Linked DNA regions of Homo sapiens: region 1 is linked to region 2. A link is a loop called in an ENCODE intact Hi-C map of the cell type or tissue named here. Cell type or tissue: natural killer cell. All regions are shown on one strand. Each heading gives the region's core, and the rest is flanking DNA. Links, peaks and the distances in the headings are about the cores only. Region 1 has its middle 120 kb from the start of WDFY3. Region 2 has its middle 3.3 kb from the start of C4orf36.

Region 1 (2,819 bases), core at 36-2,535, 1.8 Mb before region 2:
TGTGGTTTGCAAAGTATCACTACCAGATACCAAAGTATCACTACCGGAATCAGGCAAATCATAATAATTCAATAGCTGAGTAGGTAGATATTGCCAATATTGCCCCAATTCAGGTAGATTTCCAGGACTTCTTTGCAGTCTCAGAAGAAAGCCCGCCCGAGGCAGGTAAAAAGCAGGATCTGACCCTGCAGCTGAAGGAGGGCTGAGTGGGAACCAGAAGGGGCATCAGGGGCCTAGTCAGGCAGGTTGGTTTCCAGTAGAAGACCCTAGTCCTGGGGATAGACCAGGGAAGCAAATACATACGCTGGGAAGAACATAGAAAGTGGCAGACAGGAGACTAATACAGGTGGGACCGGTACAGAGAGGAGATGGGTATTGAAAAAGTAGTTGCTTGGGGTTACACTCAGGTTTTTTTTTTTTTTTTTTAATGTAACAAGTACCACAGCTCATTGTAAATATAACTTTGCTATAATCCAAAGTATTGTGAATACTCAAAGATAGGCTTTTGAGAACTTCTGTTCCTACCAATTGCATTTCAGTTTTCTTCTTTGTAAATAAAAAATTACAAACAAAACATTCAGGTTGAATTAGCTAATCTCTAAATTATCTTCTCAATTATACATACCTATAATTCTATGAGTATTCAAAAATATAATTAATAACTTAAGTGAGGGCAAAGATTTTTTTCTGGTTTTCTTTCTCCAATTAAGTCAATACCTAGAGCAGTACTTTACACAAAAAAAATTTCTTAAATTTGAAAGAACGTTGTGCATGGGAAAATAAAAAGTGGGCTATTGAATTTACTCTCCTCTGAATTAAGGAATAAGATTTAAAAATATTTTTGTAATATATGACATGAAAAGGGGATAATAAGTTTAACTGGAAACCTGTAGATTTCATAACTATTGTAAGAAAACTATGATAGTAGTAAGTCAAAGACATGTCTATTGCTAATTTTCAAACAAATTTGCTTTCGGTTTACTTGGCTGGCCCTTGATCTTGCCTTAAAGGAAGAAAGGAGGTGGACAGAATCCTAAGACAAAATGTTTATGTTTTAATATTAATTTTAATTAGCTTTAATTATTTAAAAAGTCCATTATACAGTATCATCCTGTGGACGACTTTTTACCACATGATGGTATAATGTAGGAAATTTTGATTTAAGTAAGAAATCAAGAATTTCAAGTTGTCTTTTTTAGAGCCGAAATCATACTTGTTGTTATCCTCAAGTTGTAAGACCAAATTTTGCCACTAGGTGGCAAGAGTTGCAAGTTGAAAGGCAGTGGTGTTACCAGACATGAAGTATACTGGCTGATGCGTACCTGTATACCAGCTTATTTTTGTGTGCAAGTATATTAATCTTAGAAACTCTTACTAGGAGAAAATAAATTTTATTTGGGTCTTTACTTCTGAAAGCCATATAATAAAATAGAAAACAGGCATAAGCTCTTAGAATAAAGAAAAGAACAATAGTTTCTCTTAATTGCAGTGATTGGATATTGAGCTAAAACATTAGGGAGCATAAGTAAAGTTAGCCTTAGGCAAAACTGCAAAGTGGTGGTTTCATTCTCCTCTCTGGTATCCCCTAGGAATCAAAAGAGATGGTTTTCAACTTTCCTCATTCTCTTTTAGAAAGTTCCCTCTCCCAGCTGCTGCTGTTCCTGCTGTCCCAGCTGCTCCATTGTGGGCACTTACCACACTGATTTTTAATTCTACCTTCATCAAAACATGCCTATTCTATGTCTCATCCTTCTGGAGTCAAAACCTTGAATGCAGGCTAATCAAAACACAAACCCATTTCCATATTTTAATAAGGACTTCAGATTTAATGGAGAAGTAGCTCAATTTTGTTTCATTGTGTTACTCCTCTCTTAGTAGATACACTACATTTCCAAATGGGTTCTGTTAGTCATGATCTGAGCAGGAAACAGAAGGCACGCTTGACAGATGGGGTAACTGGAGAGAATTTAGTAAAGGAACTAGTTAGTGAATTCCCTAAATGAAGAGCTCAGGGACATCAACAAGTGATAGGGAACCACTGTGGGACTATTCACAGTGAGAAATTATTACCATTCCTTGCCACGGAGTAGACACCTTCCATAAGGAGCTGTGAATATAGAGAGAAGACTGCAGCTACTACAAACCTGAGGCGCCCATGGGGAGTGTGTGAGGGGGATGGTGAGGATTAAGTATTCTGACTTTTCTTTCCTTCCACTGTCTGTCTGGTTTCCTGAGTTGCTCTTTATTGGGAAGATCTTAACCAGAAGCCGGAGGGCAAGGGAGCCTTGAGATGTGGTACACAGAGATCAACTCTTTGGGTCCAGAACAGGAAGAAGAAATTAGAGACTGAATCTGGAAGGGCAAATGAGAAAATCCACCCCAAGGGAACTTTGATAATAGTGCTTAAAAATGGCCTTTAAGTAGGGAGTTTCAACTGACCAGGCTTGTTGGCAAGTGGGCCTGAATTTATCACTCAGATCACATTAGCTGGGCAGATCAATGTTCTACAAATGTATTTTCTCCTGTCTTCAGATATACTTGGTAAATATCACATAGTAAATATCTATTAATTTATGATTGTCTTTGCATACCAACACATAACTAGGTGGTTTGTTAGGATATTTGATCCTAAAGATCTTGCAAGTGCTTTCTCTCATCTTCATTAGTGGTTTTTAATGTAGCAAAAAACACAATACTCTATCCCCCATAATTCTAAAAAAAGAAGCTTTGGGAATGCAAAAGTAAACACAAACTGTATTATTTACTATGCCAATTTAACAATTCCAGTTTTCATACAACATGTCCAAATCTTTTGTTAA
Region 2 (2,819 bases), core at 135-2,634:
GCTCAGGCTCAATGTACAGCCCTTAACAATGGGTCTAAAAAATTTGAAAGGCACTTTCTTAGGTGATTTTATTTTAGAGATGAAAAAACAGAGACAGAGAAGTTATTTGAGGTTATATCCAGATAGGGGACAAGCCACCTTAGAAGGGAAGTTCCTCATGGTTCCATGGTAAGTTCTCTTTTTATAGTTGTAGAAATAGGTCTAGGGCCACACCAGAAGAGGTCAAGCCTGTGATTTCTTTATACAGGAACTCCATTTCCAGCATATGCATAAAATTCCTGACAATTGTATTTAGTTATTTCCTGTGTGACTCACTGTGAACAAATATGGTGGACATTACTGTGTATGACTTCTGAGATAAGGTCATAAAAGGTATTGTGGCTTCCTTCTTGCAGTCTCTCTTGGGTCACTCACCCTAGGAGAGACTGGCTGCCATTTGAAAGGACACTCAAGCTGCCTTATGGAGAAATTCATAAGGAATTGAGGGCTTTTGCCACCAACTATGTGATTAAGCCATCTTGGAAGCAGATGCTTCAAGGCCCAGTCAAGCCTTCAGATAACTTTAGCCCCAGCTGAGGTCTTGACTTAAACTTCGTGAGAAATTCTGAGCCAGAACCACCCAGCTAAGTCACCCTAGGATTCCTGGCTCTCAGAAAATATAGGATAATAACTGTTCATCATAGTTGGGCACGGTGGCTCATGCCTGTAATCTCAACACTACGGCAGGCTGAGACAGGAGGATCACTTGAGCCTGGGAGTTCAAGACCAGCCTGGGCACCATAGTGAGACCCCATCTTTACAGAAAGTAGAAAAAAAACTTAGCTGGATGTGGTGGCACACACCTGTAGCCCCAACTACTCCAGAGGCTGAGGCAGGAGGATCCCTTGAGCCCAGGAGGTTGAGGCTGCTGTGAGCCATGATCACGACTGCACTCCAGCCTGAGTGGCAGAATGAGACCCTGTCTCAATTAAAAAAAAAAATCATTATTTCCTCATTTTAAGCTACCAACTTTTGGGATAATGGTTACACAACAATAGATAGCATTAGACAGCAATAGATACCACTAAATATCTTATTGTAGAAGGAATGTTTTATATAGAGGAAAATGCTCATCTTTTTATAATTAAGATTAATACTAAAATTAAAATGAACAGTAAAACACATTACACTTTACAGACATTTGCCATCCAGGACGACTTAAGATCCTTAACATTGTCAACACAAAAAAATACATGGCCTCTGCCACTTCCCCACATGTATTTTAAAATAATACAATTTTCTAGAAGGTGGATGTCCAAAAGAGATCTGGTTTTTCTCACAATGACTATTTCAGTATATCCTTTTGAAATATCAAATTCTTTCTACAATTTCTTCCCCTCTCTCTCCCTCTTTCCCTCTATTTCTATCTCTATCTCTATTGATGTCTCTATACCTATCTCTATTGCTATCTCTATTCATCTTTTTCCCCCCTGCTTTGCTGGCGTCCTACACACATCTTTCTATTAGGTAAGGCTTCACCCATCTCTTCTATGCCAGAAAGTAAGCAAGTATCCTTTTAATTGGTTAAGAGAGCATTGCTGCCACCTAGTGTTAACACTAAAGCACAAGAAGGAATGCAAAAGATCAACACCTAACACAGAAACAATAATAGTGTGGTAACTTTACAGTCATTTACTATGTTTTGAGTACTGGTGAATGTATTTCATATACATTGTCTCAATTATCACACAATAAATGCTACTATTAATTTAGTGGTGGGATTTTAGGAATATTAGAGAAGAAAAAATGGAGGCACCTCAACCACGAATAACTTTTCTAAGGTTACAGGATTTGAACCCAGACTGCCTTATTCTAATTTTTGTGCCGTCCTCATCACACTGCACTACATATTCTCCCAGGACTATAATTAGGGCAAGGTTTTAGATTACACATTTGAAAACAGTTACGCAACTACCCTTTTCAAATATAATTTCTCATGACATACATGTATATATGTATGTGTATCGTCATTCTCATTTCAAAAAGTGACATTTTCTTTCTTTTAACTTAATGTGTAAATCACAAATGCAGCTTACAGTTTTCTAATGACTATTATAAAACTCTCTAGTAATGACACCAATTCTAGGATAACGACAAAACAACACATCTGCAAAAACTTTAAAATCACCAAATAACGGCCCTAAATATTCTCCACCCTTCTGTACTAGTTTCTAATTGTCTCACCTGTCTGGCCACTCCTTTGCTTATTTCTCTCATTCTTCTCGCCCTTAAATTTATGTCTTCCCGTAGTCCATTTGTTCTGCCTCAGTACTCTCAGTGGCTCTGTTCTCACTAATGTAACTATCATTTCTCCTTGGATGGGTCCCAAATCTGATTCTCTAGCCAGCCTTGGCTTCTCTCCTAGATGCGTATCCGTTTGTGGGAACTTCCTACTGGACTATCTTGTTCAGAAGAAAATTTCAACATAACCAAAATGTAATTCATCTCCTACTCCCTAAATCATCTCCTCTGTCTATCTTTTCTATTTCTGGGAATGGCCCATGAGTCTCCTATGAGCCAGGCTTAGAGGACTGGAGTCATTTTTAAAGTATATTGCTGGCCACCTACTCCATGCTAGCCATCATTCTTAGCCACTTTACATGGCATCTGACCCTCACAGATTAAGGGGGAAGAAACTAATACTTTCCCTAGTACAGTTAAGGGGGAAAAATGTTTAAAGGGCTCTAAAATGGCCAGACACAGCGGCTCATTCCTGTAATCCCAGCACTTTGGGGGGTCAAGGTGGGTGGATTGCTTGAGTTCAGGAGTTCAAGACCAGC

What was found. A loop is a pair of places that touch in the nucleus more often than their neighbours do. Peaks named below come from ENCODE experiments on the same cell type or tissue, not always from the same donor. Only the 100,000 strongest peaks of a DNase experiment are listed, where the experiment ranks them.
Region 1: it touches region 2 in a loop (16-fold over the local background); 5 of 110 quality-filtered maps call a loop at or near these places.

What each region holds. Positions count from the first base shown.
Region 1 is chr4:85,083,336-85,086,154 of GRCh38, forward strand. No RefSeq gene overlaps it. Among named protein-coding and RNA genes, the nearest start is that of WDFY3, 120 kb to the left of the region's middle. In natural killer cell, for the core only: a CTCF peak has its summit at 1,027; a DNase peak (open chromatin) is centred at 1,266.
Region 2 is chr4:86,894,349-86,897,167 of GRCh38, forward strand. It overlaps a transcript of C4orf36 not described here. Among named protein-coding and RNA genes, the nearest start is that of C4orf36, 3.3 kb to the left of the region's middle. In natural killer cell, for the core only: a CTCF peak has its summit at 1,630 (motif pointing left); a DNase peak (open chromatin) is centred at 1,583.